7 separate regions of the Homo sapiens genome follow, and all the other regions are linked to region 5. Evidence: chromatin contacts called from ENCODE Hi-C or POLR2A ChIA-PET data. All regions are on one chromosome and are shown on one strand. Each heading gives the region's core, a stretch centred on a gene start or an enhancer-like site at or near the end of the contact. The rest is flanking DNA. Distances are from core to core; before and after follow the strand shown.

The links. A loop is a pair of places that touch in the nucleus more often than their neighbours do. ChIA-PET counts read pairs that join two places held with the same protein, here RNA polymerase II (POLR2A). Pooled maps may share reads with other maps.
Region 1: a pooled map shows a loop between it and region 5 (11-fold over the local background). The contact joins the promoter of NAPA-AS1 here to the promoter of CALM3 in region 5. A Hi-C loop is called at or near these places in 5 of 50 pooled maps. POLR2A ChIA-PET finds 5 or more read pairs at or near these places in 2 of 52 experiments (activated T-cell and activated naive CD4-positive, alpha-beta T cell).
Region 2: a loop to region 5 is called in a pooled map, with 12 times the contacts of the local background. The contact joins the promoter of DHX34 here to the promoter of CALM3 in region 5. A Hi-C loop is called at or near these places in 6 of 50 pooled maps. POLR2A ChIA-PET finds 5 or more read pairs at or near these places in 2 of 52 experiments (CD4-positive, alpha-beta T cell and naive thymus-derived CD8-positive, alpha-beta T cell).
Region 3: a pooled map shows a loop between it and region 5 (13-fold over the local background). The contact joins the promoter of CCDC61 here to the promoter of CALM3 in region 5. A Hi-C loop is called at or near these places in 3 of 37 single-sample maps with no recorded cell type and 10 of 50 pooled maps. POLR2A ChIA-PET finds 5 or more read pairs at or near these places in 3 of 52 experiments (A673, AG04450 and MCF 10A).
Region 4: a map of CD8-positive, alpha-beta T cell shows a loop between it and region 5 (7-fold over the local background). The contact joins the promoter of CCDC9 here to the promoter of CALM3 in region 5. A Hi-C loop is called at or near these places in 1 of 168 maps with a recorded cell type or tissue (CD8-positive, alpha-beta T cell), 2 of 37 single-sample maps with no recorded cell type and 12 of 50 pooled maps. POLR2A ChIA-PET finds 5 or more read pairs at or near these places in 2 of 52 experiments (GM12878 and PC-9).
Region 6: a pooled map shows a loop between it and region 5 (6-fold over the local background). The contact joins the promoter of SIX5 here to the promoter of CALM3 in region 5. A Hi-C loop is called at or near these places in 5 of 50 pooled maps. POLR2A ChIA-PET finds 5 or more read pairs at or near these places in 4 of 52 experiments (GM12878, K562, Panc1 and 1 more).
Region 7: a loop to region 5 is called in a pooled map, with 8 times the contacts of the local background. The contact joins the enhancer-like site here to the promoter of CALM3 in region 5. A Hi-C loop is called at or near these places in 1 of 37 single-sample maps with no recorded cell type and 6 of 50 pooled maps. POLR2A ChIA-PET finds 5 or more read pairs at or near these places in 3 of 52 experiments (K562, activated CD4-positive, alpha-beta T cell and activated CD8-positive, alpha-beta memory T cell).

What each region holds. Positions count from the first base shown.
Region 1 is chr19:47,482,878-47,485,577 of GRCh38, reverse strand. NAPA-AS1 (NAPA antisense RNA 1) reads right to left here and starts at 1,296. Exons shown (of 4, transcript NR_038452.1): 1 at 1,054-1,296. It overlaps KPTN (kaptin, actin binding protein), which reads left to right and starts at 1,359. Exons shown (of 12, transcript NM_007059.4): 1 at 1,359-1,643; 2 at 1,994-2,076; 3 at 2,199-2,283; 4 at 2,363-2,417. The coding sequence starts at 1,418. It also overlaps a transcript of NAPA not described here. RefSeq lists enhancers at 985-1,114, 1,145-1,434.
Region 2 is chr19:47,348,063-47,350,762 of GRCh38, reverse strand. DHX34 (DExH-box helicase 34) reads right to left here and starts at 1,448. Exons shown (of 17, transcript NM_014681.6): 1 at 1,411-1,448. RefSeq lists an enhancer at 704-1,608.
Region 3 is chr19:45,994,097-45,996,796 of GRCh38, reverse strand. It overlaps CCDC61 (coiled-coil domain containing 61), which reads right to left and starts at 1,330. Exons shown (of 14, transcript NM_001267723.2): 1 at 1,293-1,330. RefSeq lists enhancers at 1,213-1,392, 1,783-1,972.
Region 4 is chr19:47,255,186-47,257,885 of GRCh38, reverse strand. It overlaps CCDC9 (coiled-coil domain containing 9), which reads right to left and starts at 1,361. Exons shown (of 12, transcript NM_015603.3): 1 at 1,277-1,361. RefSeq lists silencers at 563-612, 653-892, 1,103-1,212 and an enhancer at 1,103-2,012.
Region 5 is chr19:46,599,974-46,602,673 of GRCh38, reverse strand. It overlaps CALM3 (calmodulin 3), which reads right to left and starts at 1,344. Exons shown (of 6, transcript NM_005184.4): 1 at 1,237-1,344. The coding sequence starts at 1,239. It also overlaps the pseudogene PPP5D1P. RefSeq lists a silencer at 1,310-1,449 and an enhancer at 1,580-2,079.
Region 6 is chr19:45,767,868-45,770,567 of GRCh38, reverse strand. SIX5 (SIX homeobox 5) reads left to right here and starts at 1,316. Exons shown (of 3, transcript NM_175875.5): 1 at 1,316-2,526. The coding sequence starts at 1,724. DMPK (DM1 protein kinase) reads left to right here. Exons shown (of 15, transcript NM_004409.5): 15 at 1-851. The coding sequence ends at 80. It overlaps DM1-AS (DM1 locus antisense RNA), which reads right to left. Exons shown (of 2, transcript NR_147193.1): 1 at 2,437-2,700. RefSeq lists enhancers at 1-56, 497-606, 767-846, 2,338-2,700 and silencers at 177-336, 861-1,045, 897-1,436, 1,797-2,016, 2,467-2,596.
Region 7 is chr19:46,014,210-46,016,909 of GRCh38, reverse strand. CCDC61 (coiled-coil domain containing 61) reads right to left here. Exons shown (of 14, transcript NM_001267723.2): 6 at 1,651-1,861; 7 at 1,483-1,565; 8 at 687-856; 9 at 517-592; 10 at 77-216. Among named protein-coding and RNA genes, the nearest start is that of MIR769, 3.4 kb to the left of the region's middle. RefSeq lists silencers at 1-47, 778-857, 1,325-1,619. Within about 2 kb of position 1,448, at least 2 of the 41 ENCODE cell types and tissues checked have a DNase peak (open chromatin) inside an H3K27ac peak, as active enhancers do.

The DNA of each region.
Region 1 (2,700 bases), core at 47-2,546, 880 kb before region 5:
CAAGGGAGATCAGCCTGCTGCCTTCATGGAGCTTGCAGTCTGTGTGTGCTCGAGGTGTCCAGGACAGCTGGCCAACCCATGTCTTCTGGAAATGATACACAGATGTGCACATAGTACCCAAACCTCCATGGCCTTCTAGGGACAAAGCAGCACAGACAGGAACCCCTGAAGGCCCCAGAGTCGGAAACACCTGGTTTACATCCTGTCCCCACCACTTGCTAGCATATCAGTCAGTGGACTTACTCTTTCTGAGCCTCCATTTGATTCTCTCTAAACTGGGATAATAAACCTCTTTGTAGAGGTTTCTTTCTTGCAAAGATTAGTGAGACAGATTTGCAAAGGACGTCCGGGCACATAGTAAAAGCTCAATGAATCCTGAATAAGTGAACCGGCAGGGAGGGTAACAGTAGGCCCTTGCAGAACAGTTGTAAGGAATCAGATTATCAGAGCCAGCATGACTGTCACCAAGTAGGTGTTCGATAAAGGAGGTGGTTATTATAGCTGGATCATTTTTCCTTGGGGGCAAGAAGAATGTATTAATTATTTTAAAGGTGATACTGTTAAGATTATGAACTATAGGCCGGGCAAGGGGGCTCACGCCTATAATCCTAGCACTTTGGGAGGCCGAGGTGGGCGGATCACCTGAGGTCAGGAGGTCCAGACCAGCCTGGGCAACATGGCGAAACCCCATCTCTACTAAAAATAGAAAAACTAGCCAGGTGTGGTGGCGCCTGTAATCCCAGCTGCTGGGAGGCTGAGGCAGGAGAATCGCTTGAACCCAGGAGGCAGAGGTTGCAGTGAGCCGAGATCGCACCACTGCACTCCAGGGTGACAGAGCAAGACTCCGTCTCAAAAAAAAAAAAAAAAAAAATAGTGAACTGTGGAGTTACCTTGTTTGGTTTCCAGTACTGACCGCTCGTTACTAGCTGTGTGATCTTAGGCAAGTTACTTTACCCCTCTGTGCCTCAATTCCTTCATCTCTAAAATGGATTTAAGTACCTACCTCCACCCCCTTGCGAATTTTTAATAAAGTATTAGATGGAATGCACTTACAGTAGTTCCTGGCACATAAGGGCAATATTAAGTTTTATGATGATGATGATTCGACCTTCCACACAGCATACAGCGAGAGGCCGTGGCCACCACCTCCCATCTCTAGTCACAGACTCCTTATGGCAGCCCCTTGGTCCAGAAATGGAAAGGAGAAGAGAGCGCGGGCGCAGTGGGGCAAAGTCGCCTGGGAGGCCCGAGCAGGCGACCTGGCCGCCATCTTGGGAGAGGGCAACGCCGGCAGCTTCCGTACGTCATCAGCCCGCGCAACGGCCGGGCACCCGGCGGTTCAGGTCGCTTAGAGAGTCGTAGGTTGGGTAGTGCGGGTTGGGGCGGGGGCTGCGGAGAGGGTGCTTAACTGAGGGGCATGATGGGGGAGGCGGCCGTGGCCGCGGGGCCTTGTCCGTTGCGCGAGGACAGCTTCACGCGCTTCTCGTCGCAGAGCAATGTGTACGGGCTGGCAGGCGGCGCCGGCGGGCGCGGGGAGCTGCTGGCCGCCACCCTTAAAGGCAAGGTGCTCGGCTTCCGCTACCAAGACCTCCGACAGAAAATCCGGCCAGTGGCCAAGGAGCTGCAGTTCAACTACATTCCCGGTGGGTGGCGCTATGGTGCTGGGGGGCGGGGGCCTGGAACGTGGTGTTGAGAAGGCTTCTGAGGCTCTGTCTGAGCCGGGTCACCGTGCTGGAAGAATGGGATCAGGTGGTTTTAAGGGGGTCACTGGGATCAGCGGGCAGGCATAGTTGGGGCCCGGATGAGCCTAGGGTTTCAGGATTCTTCAGACTTACAGGTCAGGATCCCTAGTACCCAGGGAACAGAGATCAGGTGATGGTGGTCAGGACTCAGACCAGAGGGCATGATCATTGCGGTAGCCAGAGCTCACCATGTTGGGGAGATTGGAAGCATGAGTCTGCCTGACACTGAACTTAGAACTCTCCCCTCCCAGTGGATGCGGAGATTGTCTCCATCGACACTTTCAACAAGTCACCCCCCAAGCGGGGTCTGGTTGTGGGGATCACGTTCATCAAGGTACCTAGAGCCCCCTCCACCTCCCTTCGCCCTCCTCCTTACACACATGGTGAGTTCCACTGAGCCGCCCCGGATCCCTCCTGCCACCCCTGCCCTCCCCTGAACCCCGTGTCCTCCGCCAGGATTCAGGGGACAAGGGCAGCCCCTTCCTGAACATTTACTGCGACTACGAGCCCGGCTCTGAGTACAACCTTGACTCTATTGCCCGTGAGTGAGGCGTGGACGGGAGGAGGGAGAGAGTCCCCAGCAGGTCCCCCATGCTAACCTGCCTGTGCCCTGCCTACAGAGAGCTGCCTGAACCTGGAGCTCCAGTTCACTCCGTTCCAGCTGTGCCATGCGGAGTGAGTGTCCCCTGCGCATCGACGCCCACTCCACTGTAAATGTAGAAACCCTGGCTTCTCGAACCCCTTCTTTACTTACAGACCCCTGTAGTCTGTTTCCCCTTCTGGAAAATAAAGAGGTTGTACTAGATTAGGGATTGAAAACTAAAATGCCAGCCGGGCACGGTGGCTCACACCTGTAATCCCAGCACTTTGAGAGGCTGAGGCAGACGGATCACCTGAGGTCAGGAGTTTGAGACCAGCCTGGCCAACATGGCGAAACCCCGTCTCTACTAAAAATACA
Region 2 (2,700 bases), core at 199-2,698, 750 kb before region 5:
TGACTTTCTCCATCTTTCTCATTAAAAAAAAAATGCTTTTTCAGGCCGGGCATGGTGGCTCACGCCTATAATCCCAGCACTTTGGGAGGCTGAGGCAGGCAGATCACCTGAGGTCGGGAGTGCGAGACCAGCCTGACGAACATGGAAAAATCCCGTCTCTACTAAAAATACAAAATTAGCCAGGGTGGTGGCACCTGCCTGTAATCCCAGCTACTCTGGAGGCTGAGGCAGGAGACTCGCTTGAACCCAGGAGGCAGAGGTTGCAGTGAGCCAAGATCGCACCACTGCACTCCAGCCTGGGCAACAAGAGCGAAACTCCATCTCAAAAAAAAAAAAAAAAAATTCATTTTTGTTTTTTTGAAACAGGGTCTCACTCTGTCACCCAGCCTGAAGTGCAGTGGCACAATCACGGCGTACAGCAGCCTCGACCTCCCAAGCTCAAGTGATCCTCCCACCGCAGCCTCCCAAAGTGCTGTGGATGACAGGAGTGAGTCACCACGCCCTTTCTCATTTTCTGTTTGAATCTTTTTTTCCTCCCTTTTGTCCTTCCAGTATTCACTCTCCATCACCACCTCTCTCCATTTCCCCATCTAATACTTTATCTCCCAATATCAGAAGCTTTAGTAATAGCTCATGCTTACTTACTCACATTAACACACAGACCTATCCTATCTGCATGATCTATTCCTATCCCACACCTATGTACATACACACACACACTTTTCTCACGACTGTCAGGCACTATGATCACCCCCTATTTTACTGAGCAATAGAGAGGCTAAGTGAGTAGCCGAGTGTTACATGAGCCACTCAAATCCAGGGGTTCGGGCTCCACTCCCTCGCTTTTCCATTTCTCAGCATCGTTCTCCATTATCTCCAGCTTTTGTGGGGTTCTTCCTATTTCAACTGTCTCCATCCTTCCGTATCTCTCGGTCTCCCCCGTGATTCAGTGTCTCGTTTCTCCATCTAAATTCCATTTTTTCTGTTTCTAGTGTCCACGATCAGTTTCCGACTTTTCCCTCCACTCCCCAAGTTCATGGGCGACCACGCCTCTCGGCCTCGTGGGCTCTAAGACTCTCGCTGGAACCCATCGGCACTCTCGCCCACGCTCTCTAGTTTTCAGCTTCCCTCCTCTCCCAACACCCTCGTCTTTCAGTCCCTCAGTTTCTCGAAGCTTCTTTTCGTGCCTCCATTTCTTTCGGTCTCTGGCCTGTCGCCCAGGTTCTCCCAGGGACGCTCAGGTGCCATCTCTGTCCGCGTTTGCCGGCCCTTCGGCTGCCTCCTACATTTCTCCTCATCTCGAGACTTCCCTCGCCCCTGGACTCGCACCCCAAACTACCCCCAAGCGGCCCAACTCCGACAGCCATCGCCGCCACAACCCGGTACACCCGTCCCGCCCCCCTCACTTACCACACGCCGCGAACGCCTTAACTTCCGGTCCCAAGAGCGCTAGTCTTGCGCCTGCGCACACAGCCATCTCGTTCTGACCCCGCCCCGCCACCACAGAAGAGCCAATCGGAAGCTCTGGGCTGCCCAAGACCCATCTTGCGCCTGTGCACAGCACGCTTCCGCCCCGCCTCGCTTGGGGCGGAGCCTCGAGTGATTGCGCCCTCTAGAGGCCAGTAGAGGCATTGCGGTACAGACTTGCAAGCGCCTCCTCCCCGGCCCCGCCCTCTCCTCCCCAAGCATAGCCACGTGCGCCTCAGCTCCGGGACGCCGGGGTTTTAACCCAAAGAGAGAGCTGGTCTGGGGCCCAGGAACTTTTTTTTTTCTTTTGAGACATAGTCTCACTGTCTCCCAGGCTAGAGTGCAGTGGCGTTATCTCACCTCATTGCAATCTCCGCCTCCCAAGTTCAAACCATTCTCCTGCCTCAGCCTCTCGAGTAGCTGGGATTACAGGCGCACACCACTACACCTGGCTGATTTTTGTATTTTTAGTAGAGACGAGGTTTCACGATTTGGGCCAGGCTGGTCTCCAGCTCCTGATCTCAAGTGATCCGCCCGCCTTGGCCTCCCAAAGCACTGAGATTACAGATGTGGGGCATCTCACTCAGCCTCTACCTCTTTTCTTTCTACAACCCCATTTTCTGTTACCTTTCTCTGCAATAAACTCAATCACACACATTCAGGAAGACCCCCAAGTATAGAAACAATCTCATTAGCCAGCAATGCACCCTCTCTTTTATTAACTGAAAGAAGAAACAGCTGGGCACGGCGGCTCACGCCTGTAATCCCAACAGTTTGAGAGGCCGGGGTAGGTGGATCACCTGAGGTCAGGCGTTCCACACCAGCCTGGGCAATATGGCCAACCCCTGTTTCTACAAAAAAATACAAAAGTTAGTCGGATATGGTAGTGTGTGCCTGTAGTCCCAGCTACTCAAGAGGCTGAGGTGGGAGGATCGATTGAACCTAGGAGGCTGAGAGACTGAGGCTGCAGTGAGCCATGATGGTACCACCGCACTCCAGCCTGGGTGACAGAGCCAGACTGTCTCAAAAAAAGAAAAAAGTGTTGTTGTTTTTTTTTTCTGAGACGGAGTCTCGCTGTCGCCCAGGTTGGAGTGCGGTGGCGCGATCTCGGCCCACTGCAGGCTCCGCCTCCCAGGTTCCCGCCATTCTCCTGCCTGAGCCTCCCGCATAGCTGGGACTACAGGCGCCCGCCACCACGCCCGGCTAATTTTTTGTATTTTTAGTAGAGACGGG
Region 3 (2,700 bases), core at 81-2,580, 610 kb after region 5:
GGTTGGATTCTGGATGTGTTTTGAAGACAGAGCTAATGCGATCTGCTAGACCATATATAAGTAAGACAAAAGGGAGAAGTGAAGAAGACTCCAAGCTAGCCAGGCACGGTGGCTCACGCCTGTAATCCCAACACTTTGGGAGGCTGAGGCGGGTGGATCACCTGAGGTCACGAGTTCAAGACCAACCTGGCCAACATAGTGAAACCCCTTCTCTACTAAAAATACAAACAATTAGCTGGGTGTGGTGGCGGGCGCCTGTAATTCCCTTGAATCTGGGAAGTGGAGGTTTCAGTGAGCCAAGATCGCGCCATTGCACTCCAGCCTGGGCTACAAGAGCGAAACTCTGTCTCAAAAAAAAAAAAAAAAGAACACTCCAAGCTTCTTGATCTTAGTACCTGGCAGGATGAATGTCCCATCAACTGGGTTTGGAGGTTGAAAGGAAGAAATCGCAAGATTGGTTTGGGACAAGTTTATGTCTGAATGTCAGATGAACTTCCAAAGAGAGAAGAGTCGGCCATGATATGAGTCTGGAGTTCAGGGCAGAGATCCAGGCTGGAAATACACACGTGGGAGTTCTCATTAGATAAAGAGGGTGAAGCTAGCCAATGGTATAGACAGAGATGATGTCATTCTACTGATGATGAAGCTGAGGCACAGAAGGGTTAAACAACTGGCCCAAAGCCACAGTAATGATCAGTGGCAGAGCCAGGATTCAAATTCGGGATTCAACCCGACGCCAGAGCCCACATTCTTAACCATCAGTAGAGTAAGTTTAAGAGTTAATTCACCTAAAACACTTGGCAGGTGCACAGCACATAGCAAACGCCACAGGCATAATAGGGCTTCACATCTCTTTAAAGTACATGCTCATCCCTGGAGGTCTCCTTCCCTCCCTTCCTCAATATTGCTTCTTCCCACGACTTTCACCCAAATCAAAGCTTGTAAAGCATAGTGCGCTGTAATAACCCTCTGCCTTAAAACCTCCTACTAAATCGCCACGCTGCATTCCAAGGACGTCTCTATATTTTACCATCTGCTGTCTCCTGCTTTACAACTTTCCCCATTGAAGACCCTCCTGCGATATACAGATCACCCCCAACTCACATGCTGCGCTCAGCCTCACAACCCCTCAATCAAGCGCCTACCCTTGTTAAAGGGCACCCTCCCTCCCGATTCCTACAAGGCCAGGTCAGCTGCCCACCGCAGCCCACTCTCCCCCGAGAGAAGCCCCTTCCCCTCCACCTAAGACCTCCACCACGGCCCGCGCAACCGCCACTCCCGCGGCCTCTCACCTTCTCCACTAGCAACCCTCCTCGCGAGCGGTTCAACTGACGAAGCTCCAGCCCCGCCCCAGGATCCGGCGTTCTCGCTTCTGATTGGTCACAGCTTACCAGCAGCCAAGTTTCCATTAGCCAAAAGAGACGCCCATCACTCTGTCCCTCCCCCAGAGGAGAACCCGCCCTCCAAAACTTCCAATTGGCTAACTAAGAAGAGGCTGTCCCAAATGGGTTGGGGGAGGCACCTAACGTCGGGCTCTTCTCTAATCACTACTGGCTAATAATGCTGCCAGTCATACAAAAAGGTTGTTCCCCAGAGTGGAAGGGAAAGAATCCCGGAAGTAGCCCCTTGACTCCACCTATTACCCCCTGCGGGAGGGTAGGCCGCGCCCACGTGGTGGGGAGGGCCTGGAAGGGAGAGCCGGGTGTGCATGCGCATGGGGAGATAGTGGCCGCGGCTCCGGAAACTGGGGAGTGGTCTCAGCATAAAGACAGGTTGAGATTTGTCATCGCTTGGTGCATTCCAAACCTGCACTAAGCATTTTGCAGGACTTGGCTTATTTAAACTTTATAACAGCCCTGCAAAGTTATTATGATTTCCATTTTACCACTAAGAAAACAGTCTCAGAGAGGTATAGCCACTAGCCCGGGTTCACACGGCTTTTGAACGACCCATATTTTAAACCGATCAGTCATGAACTGGAAGGATCCAGCTAAAGGAATTGAGCGCGGGGATGGGGGAGGAGGGACCTCTTTAAGAAAGGAAAATAAAGTTTAAAGAAAAAAAAAAACTGACATGAAAGTTTACTTAGAATATGAAATAATAACAAATTACATATTTAAAAGAGCCAAATACCACAAACATTGCAAAATCCCAAAGGATAACGTAATGTTTTTATTAATTTTCTGCCTGACACACCTCTGTGATGTTTCCTACTTTTTCAGCTGCATGTTTCACAATATCCTTGTCTACAAAGAGAAAAGTAAGTTATCTTTCCTCTAGCGTGGTTGATGGAACTTTTTAAAAATTCATTATAATTTAGAACAAGTTTCAGCTTCACAAATCAGTATTGGTGATGTTATTGAAGTCTTTTGGAAATCTAGAAAAACTTCTGGCCAGGCGCGGTGGCTCACACCTGTAATCCCAGCACTTTGGGAATCACGAGGTCAGGAGTTCGAGACCAGCCTGAACCACCTGGTGAAACCCTGTCTCTACTAAAAATATAAAAAATTAGCTGGGCGCAGTAGCGGACGCCTGTAATCCCAGCTACTCAGGAGGCTGAGGCAGGAGAATCACTTGAACTCGGGAGGCGGAGGTTGCAGTGAGCCAAGATCGTGCCACTGCACGCCAGCCTGGGCAACAGAGTGAGATGCCACCTCCAAAAAAAAAAAAAGAAAAACTTTCATAAAGTTTCATTCACAT
Region 4 (2,700 bases), core at 112-2,611, 660 kb before region 5:
CTCATATCCAGGCGAATATTCTAGCTCCACCAGGTAAGGTTCAGAAACATTCCCAATCCCACGCTCAAAGAAAGTCCGAACCCCACTCTTATTGGCTGCCCAAGCTCTCAGAGAACATTCCAAGCCCGCGCCTTCCTCAGGGACGTCCTAGTCCCGTCTCCAGCGCCCTACGGAAGGTCGACAGCCTCCCGCCTCCCCCGAAAGGATTCTGTACACAGGCCCAGAACTCACTGGCGAGGCTTCCTGGAACTGGCGTTTTGCCCCACTGAATACTCCACCCGCCCCAACAAGGACAAAACTACCCAGGCCCGCCCCAGATTTTCTGTGCAAAGCTCCAGCCTCAATCCGGCTGGGAATGCCAGGGCCACGTCCCCGACATCCTGGAAACCGCTCTGGCCCCGCCCACGGCTCGGGAAAAAACTTTCTGGCCCCGCCTTTCCCGCCAGACTTCTGGCCCCGCCCCCACCCATGGGCCATTAATGTGGCCCCGCTCCCGACTTTCCCAGCCACGCTCTTTCCCCGCCTCCTGGCTCGCAGGCAACAGCCTACACCCGCCCCTACCATCTCTTATTATTATTCCAGCCCCGCCCCCGGCCTGCCCAGTCAACCCTCTGGCCCCGCCTCCGATTGGCCTGGCCAACCTCCTGGACACGCCCCCTGACTCCCTCCCACACCTCGTTGCGTCAGCATCTGGCCCCGCCCATGGCTTCCCCAGGGTTCTGGCTCAACTCCCCGCTTCCCCGCCTCCCGGCCAACGCTCTGGCCGCGCCCGTGGCTCAGACGAAACTTTCTGGCTCCACCCCCAGCATTCCCCGCCAGCACCCTGGCCCCGCCCCCTGGCTCCCCCACTACATTGTGGCCCCGCCCCCGCCATTGCGTCAGCCTCTGGGTCCGCCCCCAACGTCCCGGCCAAGAATCTGGACCCACTTCCAGTAAGGCAAAACTTTCTGGCCCCGCCCACAGAGCTTCCGCCCGGCGTCCGAGCCCCGCCACACAGCTGAACAAGCAACACTATGGCCCCGCCCACAGTCCAGCCACAACTTTTAGGTCCCGCCCACAGCCGCCGGCCCAGGCTCTGGCCACGCCCCGCCCCGACCCTGCCCACCCACCCAACGGCCCGCCCCGCCAGCGCCCCTCCAGCTTCCCATGTGGGCGTCCTGTCCCCGCCCCCCGCAGAGAACTCCGACCCCGCCCGGGCCTGTTCGCACTCCCCGCCACGTGGGGCTTCAGGCCCCGCCTTCTCTGGGCGCGCTCCCGGCCCCCTCCCCCAGGTCACCTGTCCCGGAGACCCCGCGGCGTCCGCGACTCCGGCTCCGTCGGCCTCTGCGACCGCAGCTCCCGGGCCAGGCGCGTCACTTCCTGCCTGCACCACGTGAGGAAGGGAAATAAAGAGGGTCACTTCCGGTCCTGTGGGACCGTTTCCGGGAGCCTTAAAGGGGCCGCGCCTCCGCGATGGATGCGGGAGCGGGGCCGACTGGCCCCCCGGGTGTTCCGCAAGCTCATCCAACTTCCTTCTGCCTGAATTACCAACTTCCAGGAAAAGGAGACACCGTCCTCACTCCCTGGCCTCTACCTCTTTCTTCAAGCTGTTTCCGCCTCCAGCCCCTCATTCCTGGTTTCTATCAGTAGATGCCAAGCACTGGGCACTGACGCCTGGAAGCCTGGCGTGGTTCGAGCCCCCTCGTGCCAATGAAACCTTAGAGTTCGCTTTAGAAGCTTCAGATGTTCTACCGGCCGTGGGCGGTGGCTCACACTTGTAATCCCAGCACCTTGGGAGGCCGAGGCGGGCGGATCACCTGAGGTCAGAAGTTCGAGATCAGTCTGGCCAACATTGTGAAATCCCGTCTCTACAAAAAAAATTAGCCGGTTGTGGTGGCGCGCGCCTGTAATCCCAGCAACTCGGGAGGCTGAAGCAGGAGAATCGCTTGAACCGGGGAGGCAGAGGTTGCAGTGAGCCGAGATCATGCCACCGCACTGCAGCCTAGACGACAGAGCAGACCCCTTCTCGAAAATAAAATAAAATGCTGGGCGCAGTGGCTCACGCTTGTAATCCCAGCACTTTGGGAGGCCGAGGAGGGCGGATCACTTGAGGCCAGGAATTCGAGACCATCCTTGCCAACATGGTGAAACCCCGTCTCTACTAAAAATACAAAAAAAATCAGCCCGGCGTGGTGGCGGGCGCCTGTAGTCCGAGCTACTCCGGAGACTGAGCCAGGAGAATGGCGTGAACCCCGGGGGCGGAGCTTGCAGTGAGCCGAGATCGCTCCACTGCACTCTAGCCTGGGCGACACAGGGAGACTCCGTCTCAAAAAATATACATATACAAAAATTAGCCAGGCATGGTGGCGGGCGCCTGTAATCCCAGCTACTTGGGAGGCTGAGGCAGGAGCATCGCTTGAACCCGGGAGGCAGAGGTTGCAGTAAGCCGAGATTGCACCACTGCACTGCAGCCTGGGCGACAGAACGAGAGACTCCGTCTCAAAATAAAATAGGCCGGGCGCCGTGGCTCACGCCTGTAATCCCAGCACTTTGGGAGTCCGAGGCGGGTGGATCACCCGAGGTCAGGAGTTTGAGACCAGCCTGACCAACGTGGTGAAACCCTGTCTCTACTAAAAAATACAAAAATTAGCCAGGCATGGTGGCGGGCACCTGTAACACCTGTAATCCCAGCTACAGGCTGAAGCAGGAGAATCGCTTAAA
Region 5 (2,700 bases), core at 95-2,594:
AGTGCGCAATAGGGGCCCGAACAGCTCCGCCCACCTGCTCCCACTGCCCCGGTGTCTTCCACCCAGCCGCGTTCTTCCTGAGGAAGGAGGACGGTAGAAAAGCTTCCTCCGGGCCCTGCAGCCCACTCCCCATCCACACTGAGCCGTCTTTGTCCTGGCCTGTCCCTGGAGACTGGCAGGGTGCTACCCACATCCACCCCCAAACCTAGGCCCCCCTGACTGCCATTCATTTTCTCCTTCCACCTCACCTCCCAACCACCCAAGCCCAAGTCCTCCCCCACCCCTCACCTTGGAAATCCATCTTCTCTTGGACCCAAACACAACACTCCCACCCCGTTAAAAAAATTCTGTCTTTCTAGAGCAACAGTCTTAACCCACTAGTAACCTCGGAACCTTTTCTAGCTACTTCCAAATTAACCCCAAGGGTCCCTGTCCCCCGACTACTGGCGAGCCCCACTCTCACCATCCCTTTTCACCACCTCCACGACCCTGATCCTTCTCCGTCCCGGAAGCCTTCAAGAGTATCTTCTAATCTCCGCTGCCACCCACCCCAGGCTCTTCCTCCCATAAGCTTGCACCTCACCCTCCTCCTCCTCTGCAGTGCTGGGCTCTGGAGACCACCCTCCCCCACCCTCCCCCACCCTCGGGAGTCTCATCTGTAGAAGTGACCGCCCATCCTTGACCCTCTCCTCTGCTCCACAGGAGCCCAGGGGTCGCCCCTCCCCGCCCGGGCCCAGCTACCCTCCACCACCCCATCCAGGAGCAGCCCAGCCTCCCTTCGTCCCCCGTTCCCCGCATCCTCTCAGGACCAAACGCCTTCATCAGGGCCCGAATAGCTCCCCTCCCCAGCCCATCTTTCTTATTTCGTCCCCTGGGGTCCAAACACCTCCATCCTGAAACCCAACGCCCCATCCTGGGTCCAAAATCCTTTTGAGGGGTCCCACTGAGGGTCCCGATCCTCCATCCGGGGTTCAAATGTCCCCTTTAGGGGCTCAGATACCCATTTGTGGACTTAAACATCCCATTTGGTGCTAAAGTCGCTTCTGGAAACCTCTGGTGATCCAGACGTCCCGCTCTGGGTTCAACAGCCCCCGACAACGCGGGTAGAAAAGGGTCCCGAGGCTCTCGCCGGGCCCGGACGCCCCCCACTCTGGGCTCTGTCGCCCCCTCAGGGGTCCTGCCCCGTTAAGCCCGCCTCAGAGCCCGCAGCCTCGGCGACCCCCCAGCCTCACTCACCATGGCGAGGCCCGGGGTGTCCGGAGCACGGGGATCAAGGTTCCTCCGGCGGCGGCAGCAGCTGCAGCAGTTCCAGCTCCGCCGCGCGTCCGCGCCTCCACACTCACTGCCCGCAGCGCGCGCCGCCGCCGCCGCCGCCTCCCGCCCCAACGGTCCCTCAACGGCCGCCGCGCGCGCCCCGCCTCGCTCGGCCCCGCCCCACCCGGCCCGCGCGCCGCCGCACTGCGGCTCCCACGGATCCCTCCGCGCCCCGCTCCACACCTACGGGCCCGCGAATCTCTCGTCCCCACCCTGCACAGGAATTGGGTTTGCCGCCGGGCGCGCGCGCGCTCGCTCCCGTCGCCGGACTACTTTCCCTCGCCGCGCGCCCCGCCTCCCGGGCCCACTTCACTTTCTTCGGCGGAGGGGCACAGCTCGGCGGTGCGTGACGCGTCCCTCTGTGAGCCGCGTCACTATTGGGCCTGGCCCATGGCGGAAATGAGAGCTTGGCGCCCATTGGTCCGACCTTCCCTGCAATGCGTCAAACTGGGGCGAGCCACTGCAAGGTGGTGGTGGGTAAGTCTGAACTCTGTGGCCGCGTGGGGCTTTGAGGAGTAACGAGGCGAAGGGGGAAACGGCGTCGCCGTTAGAGAAGCAAATACGTCGTTTCTGTGGCCAGGAGGTGGTAAAAAGGCTGGCGACAAATGCAGAAGGGCTTTCTCGGCTCTCCCCTTTAACCGACGGACGATGGTTCAATCCAAAATGCTAGGGTTTAGAAGCTCCGCCCCTAACTGGGCCTTTGGAGGTGGCGGGGTCTCCAAGGTGCCACCTAACGCTCAGAGGTTCCGCCCTCCGTGGTCTTGTCTCTGCGTCCTAAGACGCACTCAGCCGGTGGGCGGGACCCCTGGGCCCGCTTCATTCTTGATCCGCTCAGGGTCTGTGAAATTAGGACCATCCCAGGACAGCCTGTGGGAACGGGGTATTCATTCAGTCATTCGTGCTATAAGCATCAATTAGGCGCCTGCTGTATGCAGGGACCTGAGCTTGGCTGGGCTGGGGAGACCATACTCCCCAACCAGCCTCTCCAGACAGACGACCTCTTTCCTTATTCCAGTGTTCCAGCCATAGGAGGAAAAAGAACTGAAACTTTGTTTATAGGAGCTCAGAAAATGATCACCCCTGCCCCCTCCCCCGTTTAGGATAGGAGCTGACAGTCTCCTGCGTGTCCCCTCCCCACCATGTTGATGGTTAAGAGATGGGCAAACGAGTCAGGCTGGACCAATCATTATGCTCCACCTGGAACAGAATGGAGACTGAACCAATGAGAGTCCTTCCCTGGGGTTTGGATCTGCAGCCTGGGCACAAGAAGCCTTTTCCTTTTGGGTGGGTCCTTCCCATAGATTCTGACTATGGTCATTTTCCCACTCTGCCCCCTATCTTGAGGAACAAAGTGTCTAGAGAAGAAGAGAAAAATAAAACTGACAC
Region 6 (2,700 bases), core at 67-2,566, 830 kb after region 5:
TGGGCTGCATTGGGTTGGTGGCCCACGCCGGCCAACTCACCGCAGTCTGGCGCCGCCCAGGAGCCGCCCGCGCTCCCTGAACCCTAGAACTGTCTTCGACTCCGGGGCCCCGTTGGAAGACTGAGTGCCCGGGGCACGGCACAGAAGCCGCGCCCACCGCCTGCCAGTTCACAACCGCTCCGAGCGTGGGTCTCCGCCCAGCTCCAGTCCTGTGATCCGGGCCCGCCCCCTAGCGGCCGGGGAGGGAGGGGCCGGGTCCGCGGCCGGCGAACGGGGCTCGAAGGGTCCTTGTAGCCGGGAATGCTGCTGCTGCTGCTGCTGCTGCTGCTGCTGCTGCTGCTGCTGCTGCTGCTGCTGCTGCTGGGGGGATCACAGACCATTTCTTTCTTTCGGCCAGGCTGAGGCCCTGACGTGGATGGGCAAACTGCAGGCCTGGGAAGGCAGCAAGCCGGGCCGTCCGTGTTCCATCCTCCACGCACCCCCACCTATCGTTGGTTCGCAAAGTGCAAAGCTTTCTTGTGCATGACGCCCTGCTCTGGGGAGCGTCTGGCGCGATCTCTGCCTGCTTACTCGGGAAATTTGCTTTTGCCAAACCCGCTTTTTCGGGGATCCCGCGCCCCCCTCCTCACTTGCGCTGCTCTCGGAGCCCCAGCCGGCTCCGCCCGCTTCGGCGGTTTGGATATTTATTGACCTCGTCCTCCGACTCGCTGACAGGCTACAGGACCCCCAACAACCCCAATCCACGTTTTGGATGCACTGAGACCCCGACATTCCTCGGTATTTATTGTCTGTCCCCACCTAGGACCCCCACCCCCGACCCTCGCGAATAAAAGGCCCTCCATCTGCCCAAAGCTCTGGACTCCACAGTGTCCGCGGTTTGCGTTGTGGGCCGGAGGCTCCGCAGCGGGCCAATCCGGAGGCGTGTGGAGGCGGCCGAAGGTCTGGGAGGAGCTAGCGGGATGCGAAGCGGCCGAATCAGGGTTGGGGGAGGAAAAGCCACGGGGCGGGGCTTTGGCGTCCGGCCAATAGGAGGGCGAGCGGGCCACCCGGAGGCACCGCCCCCGCCCAGCTGTGGCCCAGCTGTGCCACCGAGCGTCGAGAAGAGGGGGCTGGGCTGGCAGCGCGCGCGGCCATCCTCCTTCCACTGCGCCTGCGCACGCCACGCGCATCCGCTCCTGGGACGCAAGCTCGAGAAAAGTTGCTGCAAACTTTCTAGCCCGTTCCCCGCCCCTCCTCCCGGCCAGACCCGCCCCCCCTGCGGAGCCGGGAATTCCGAGGGGCGGAGCGCAGGCCGAGATGGGGAATGTGGGGGCCTGCAGAGGACCCTGGAGACGGAGGCGTGCAGAAGCTCAGTCTCGGGGCGGAGGCTTCGCGCCCTTAGTCCTCCTGGACGGCCCGTTACCTTCTGCGTTGTCCCGATGGGGAAACTGAGGCCCTGAGCCAGAAGCACACGCTGGGGGGAGGCAGAAAGCGCGGCCAGAGGCGGAGGGAAAACAAAGGGAGAATCACAGACAGACGGGAGGGGGACGGACACACACAAGGGGACAGAGACCCGAGTGGAGAGCTGGATCTCGCCTTCCCGGCGTGGGGCGCAGGGTCGGCCAGAAAGAAGATCGAGAAGAGCGGGGAGTGGGGGCGAAAAGGGGGGACAGGTGGGGGAGGAGGCTGGGGAAAGCCCGAGGGAGGAAGAGAGGGAGGGAGGAACTTCCCAAAGTTGCAAAACATGGCTACCTTGCCTGCGGAGCCGAGCGCGGGGCCGGCGGCTGGGGGGGAGGCGGTGGCGGCGGCGGCGGCGACCGAAGAGGAGGAGGAGGAAGCGCGCCAGCTCTTGCAGACTTTGCAGGCGGCCGAGGGTGAGGCGGCGGCGGCGGCCGGGGCCGGGGCGGGCGCAGCGGCTGCGGGAGCTGAGGGCCCGGGATCCCCGGGCGTCCCCGGGTCGCCCCCCGAGGCCGCTTCCGAACCGCCCACGGGCCTCCGCTTCTCGCCCGAGCAGGTGGCGTGCGTCTGCGAGGCGCTGCTCCAGGCGGGCCACGCCGGCCGCTTGAGCCGCTTCCTGGGCGCACTGCCCCCGGCCGAGCGCCTACGTGGCAGCGACCCGGTGTTGCGCGCGCGGGCCCTGGTGGCCTTCCAGCGGGGCGAGTACGCCGAGCTCTACCGGCTACTCGAGAGCCGCCCCTTCCCCGCCGCCCACCACGCCTTCCTGCAGGACCTCTACCTGCGCGCGCGCTACCATGAGGCCGAGCGGGCCCGCGGCCGCGCGCTTGGCGCAGTGGACAAGTATCGACTGCGCAAGAAGTTCCCGCTGCCCAAGACCATCTGGGACGGCGAGGAGACAGTCTACTGCTTCAAGGAGCGCTCCCGCGCAGCGCTCAAGGCCTGCTACCGCGGCAACCGCTACCCCACGCCGGACGAGAAGCGCCGCCTGGCCACACTCACCGGCCTGTCGCTCACGCAGGTCAGCAACTGGTTCAAGAACCGGCGACAGCGCGACCGGACCGGGGCCGGAGGCGGCGCGCCCTGCAAGAGGTGAGGGGCCTCGGGCGGCGCAAGTCCAGCTCTCCCGGGGACATCCCGTCCACCAGCCCTCTTCCCCCGTGCCCACTGCTGGGGCCGGCGCGCCGAGGTCCTCGGACATCTCCCGGGACCAGCTCACAATCTCAGGCGCCCGCGGGGCGCGGGGACTAAGTGTGGACGGGACAG
Region 7 (2,700 bases), core at 199-2,698, 590 kb after region 5:
TGCCCAGTGCCTCCCAGCCCGCCCAGCCCCGCCCAGTCCCGCCTAGCCCGGCAGCCCCCAGCTCCAGGCCAGTTACCTGAGGAGCTGCGGTTTCGGGAGCGGTTAGGGGCGTCCCCTCGGCCAGTCAAGGCAGCAGGGGGCTGGGTCTGGCGAGACCAGGAGACGGACGGACCGTCCCCGCTTCCCCCACTGCCTAAGCGGTTCCGCTGCTGCTGCCTGGGAAAAAAGAAAGGAGACGCCGGTCTGTACGCCCAACTCCTGCAGGCAAGGGGGTCACTGCGCCCCTAAAGGTCACAGCCACGCCAGCGAAAGCCTGAGGTGACAGGCCTACGAGCGGAAAGCACGCAGAAACACAGACGAGGAGGTAGGACGGACGGAAGGGAGAGCAGGCGGGGTATCCGGCGAGAAGCGAGCAGGTGGCAGGGGATGGAGACTGATGGTGGCGTGGAGAGATGAGAGCCCGGGAGCGGGCACGGGCCAGGGACAGGGGCAGGTGAGGGAGGAAGGGGCACTGACTTCATCTGGATCTCTCTCTGCTTCCTTTCCTTGGCTTTCACAAAGGCCGTGGGGTCGAAGCGGAGCGCGCGACCACCTAGGACGGCGTGGGAGAGGAGGCGGCTAGGTCCGGAGACGGGCCTTGGCAGCGCCAGTGCGTCCCCTCCCTACCGCAGGGCAGGGGCACAGACCTGTGGGCGAGGGCGAGGGGCGCGCAGGGCGGCCCCGACCCCGGCTCCCGCGGCCGCTCTCCCGGGATGAGGAGCGCGCGGCGCCGCGGCCTCGCGACGCGGAGCGCTCCCGGGACGATGAGGCCCGGTCCTCCCGCGTCGGGGGCGGCTGCACCGGCGGAGTCCGCCTCCTGAGACCACAGAGGCAGCTGTCAGCTTCCCGCCCGCCCCGACAAACTCAATCGCGAGACTCCTCCCCGACCGCACCTTCTCCGAACCCTCAGGCCTACCCCATCAACTCCTAGACGTGCACTCCTGGGCCCATGACCCTCTCGATATCTTCCCCCCCAGACCTCACCCAATTGGACCCCTAAAACACCCCTCTGTCATTCCCCTACATCCTTTCAACACACCGCCTTCAACAGACCCTTCTTTCCGGAGTCTTCCACAACTCCCCGGAAACTCTTTCCAATTTTCCACCACCCACCCCATAAATGCCAGCGGACCTCACCCTGATCCCACCTGCTGCGCCGCACCCTTTCGCACCAGGAGACCCTAGGGCACGATCCCTTTCCCAGTCCCTCCTGAACGCCGCCCCAAGCCTGCGCATCTCCGCACAGCCCGGGTCCACCTCCTAACCACTGCACCCAAATCCTGTCTGGACTCCAGACGGGGTCCGCTAAGCCCCGCCTCCCCTTCAGCCCCGCCCCCTCCACCCTACCTGGCCCCGCCCCGCCCCCTTAGGCTCCGCCTCATCAGCCTCCACACCCTCAGGGCCCGCCCATCCGCCCAGGCGCCTGGCAGGCCTCGCTCTCACCCCCTCTTGTACAATGCCAGCTCGCTGGTCAGCGTCTTCAGCCGGGCGCGCAGGCTCCGCTCCGATGCCTTCGCCTCCTCGAGCTGCCGGGAGGGGAGAGGGGCGCGGAGGTCCAGGCTGAGGCCGAGGTCCGCGCCTCGCTGGCCGCCCCGGGCCCCCGCTGCTCACCTCCTTGGCCAGACGGCGGCAGTCCTGGCCGCGACGGCCGGCCACCCTGTGCCCGAGGCCGCGCTCCTGCCGCAGCTCCAGCTCCAGCCCGCGCACCAGCCCGCGCAGCGCCTCGGCCTCCTGGCGTGCCGCGCGCCCGGCCAGCGCCTCCTCGCGCGATCGGCCCAGCTGCGCCTCCAGCTCCCGCTTCTCGGACGCCAGGCGCGACACCCTGGGGAAGACGCGGAGAGAGCGCTGGAGAGAGAGGCATGGCCCCATTCCCACTACTCCATGGGGGTGGGACGCCTCATCATTTCACCTCCCCGGAAGGGGGTACACGGCTCATCAGTCTCAACTGACCCCATGGGGAGGGGCAGGGTCCTATCATATCCCCTGCGACGTGTGAGGAGGGATGTGGTCACATCACCCCCATGCACCTCACGAAGAGGACATGACCCCACCACGCACAGGACACACACACACACTCCTCCCCCTGGTGCGGGTGAAGGAGTGGGAACACAGCCATGTGAGTTCCAATTCTAAACGATTTCATCAATCTGTACACACCCTGAAAGCCTAGCACTGCCTCCCTCCTCCTCCCACCTCGCCAGGCCAGTCTCCCAGTCACGAAATCCTCTACAATACAAATTTGATCAGGTAACTACCATGCTCAAAACCCTTCCTTGAGAAAATGTATACACAAGGCTATTCATTGCAGCACAATCTGTAATAGCAAAAGAGTGGAAATAACCAAAATGTATGTTAAAAGAGAACTAATTGAATTTCTAATACATCTACTCAATTGAGTCCCACAAAACTATAAAGAGGAAAGTAGAGTATCTCTGTGTCCTGTCACCGAGTGACTGCTGTGACACAGTGCGGTGCAGACAGTATGTTCAGAATGTCCCTTTTCATAAAAGAAATGAGAATTATAAATTATATGTTTATATTTTCAAAATTACAGAATAAACCAAAATCTATGGGGGAAAAAAGGATTATTTATGGGGAAGGGGAAAATGAACAGAAATTGGACTTCTCTGGCTGGACAAAGTGGCTCATGCCTGTAATCTC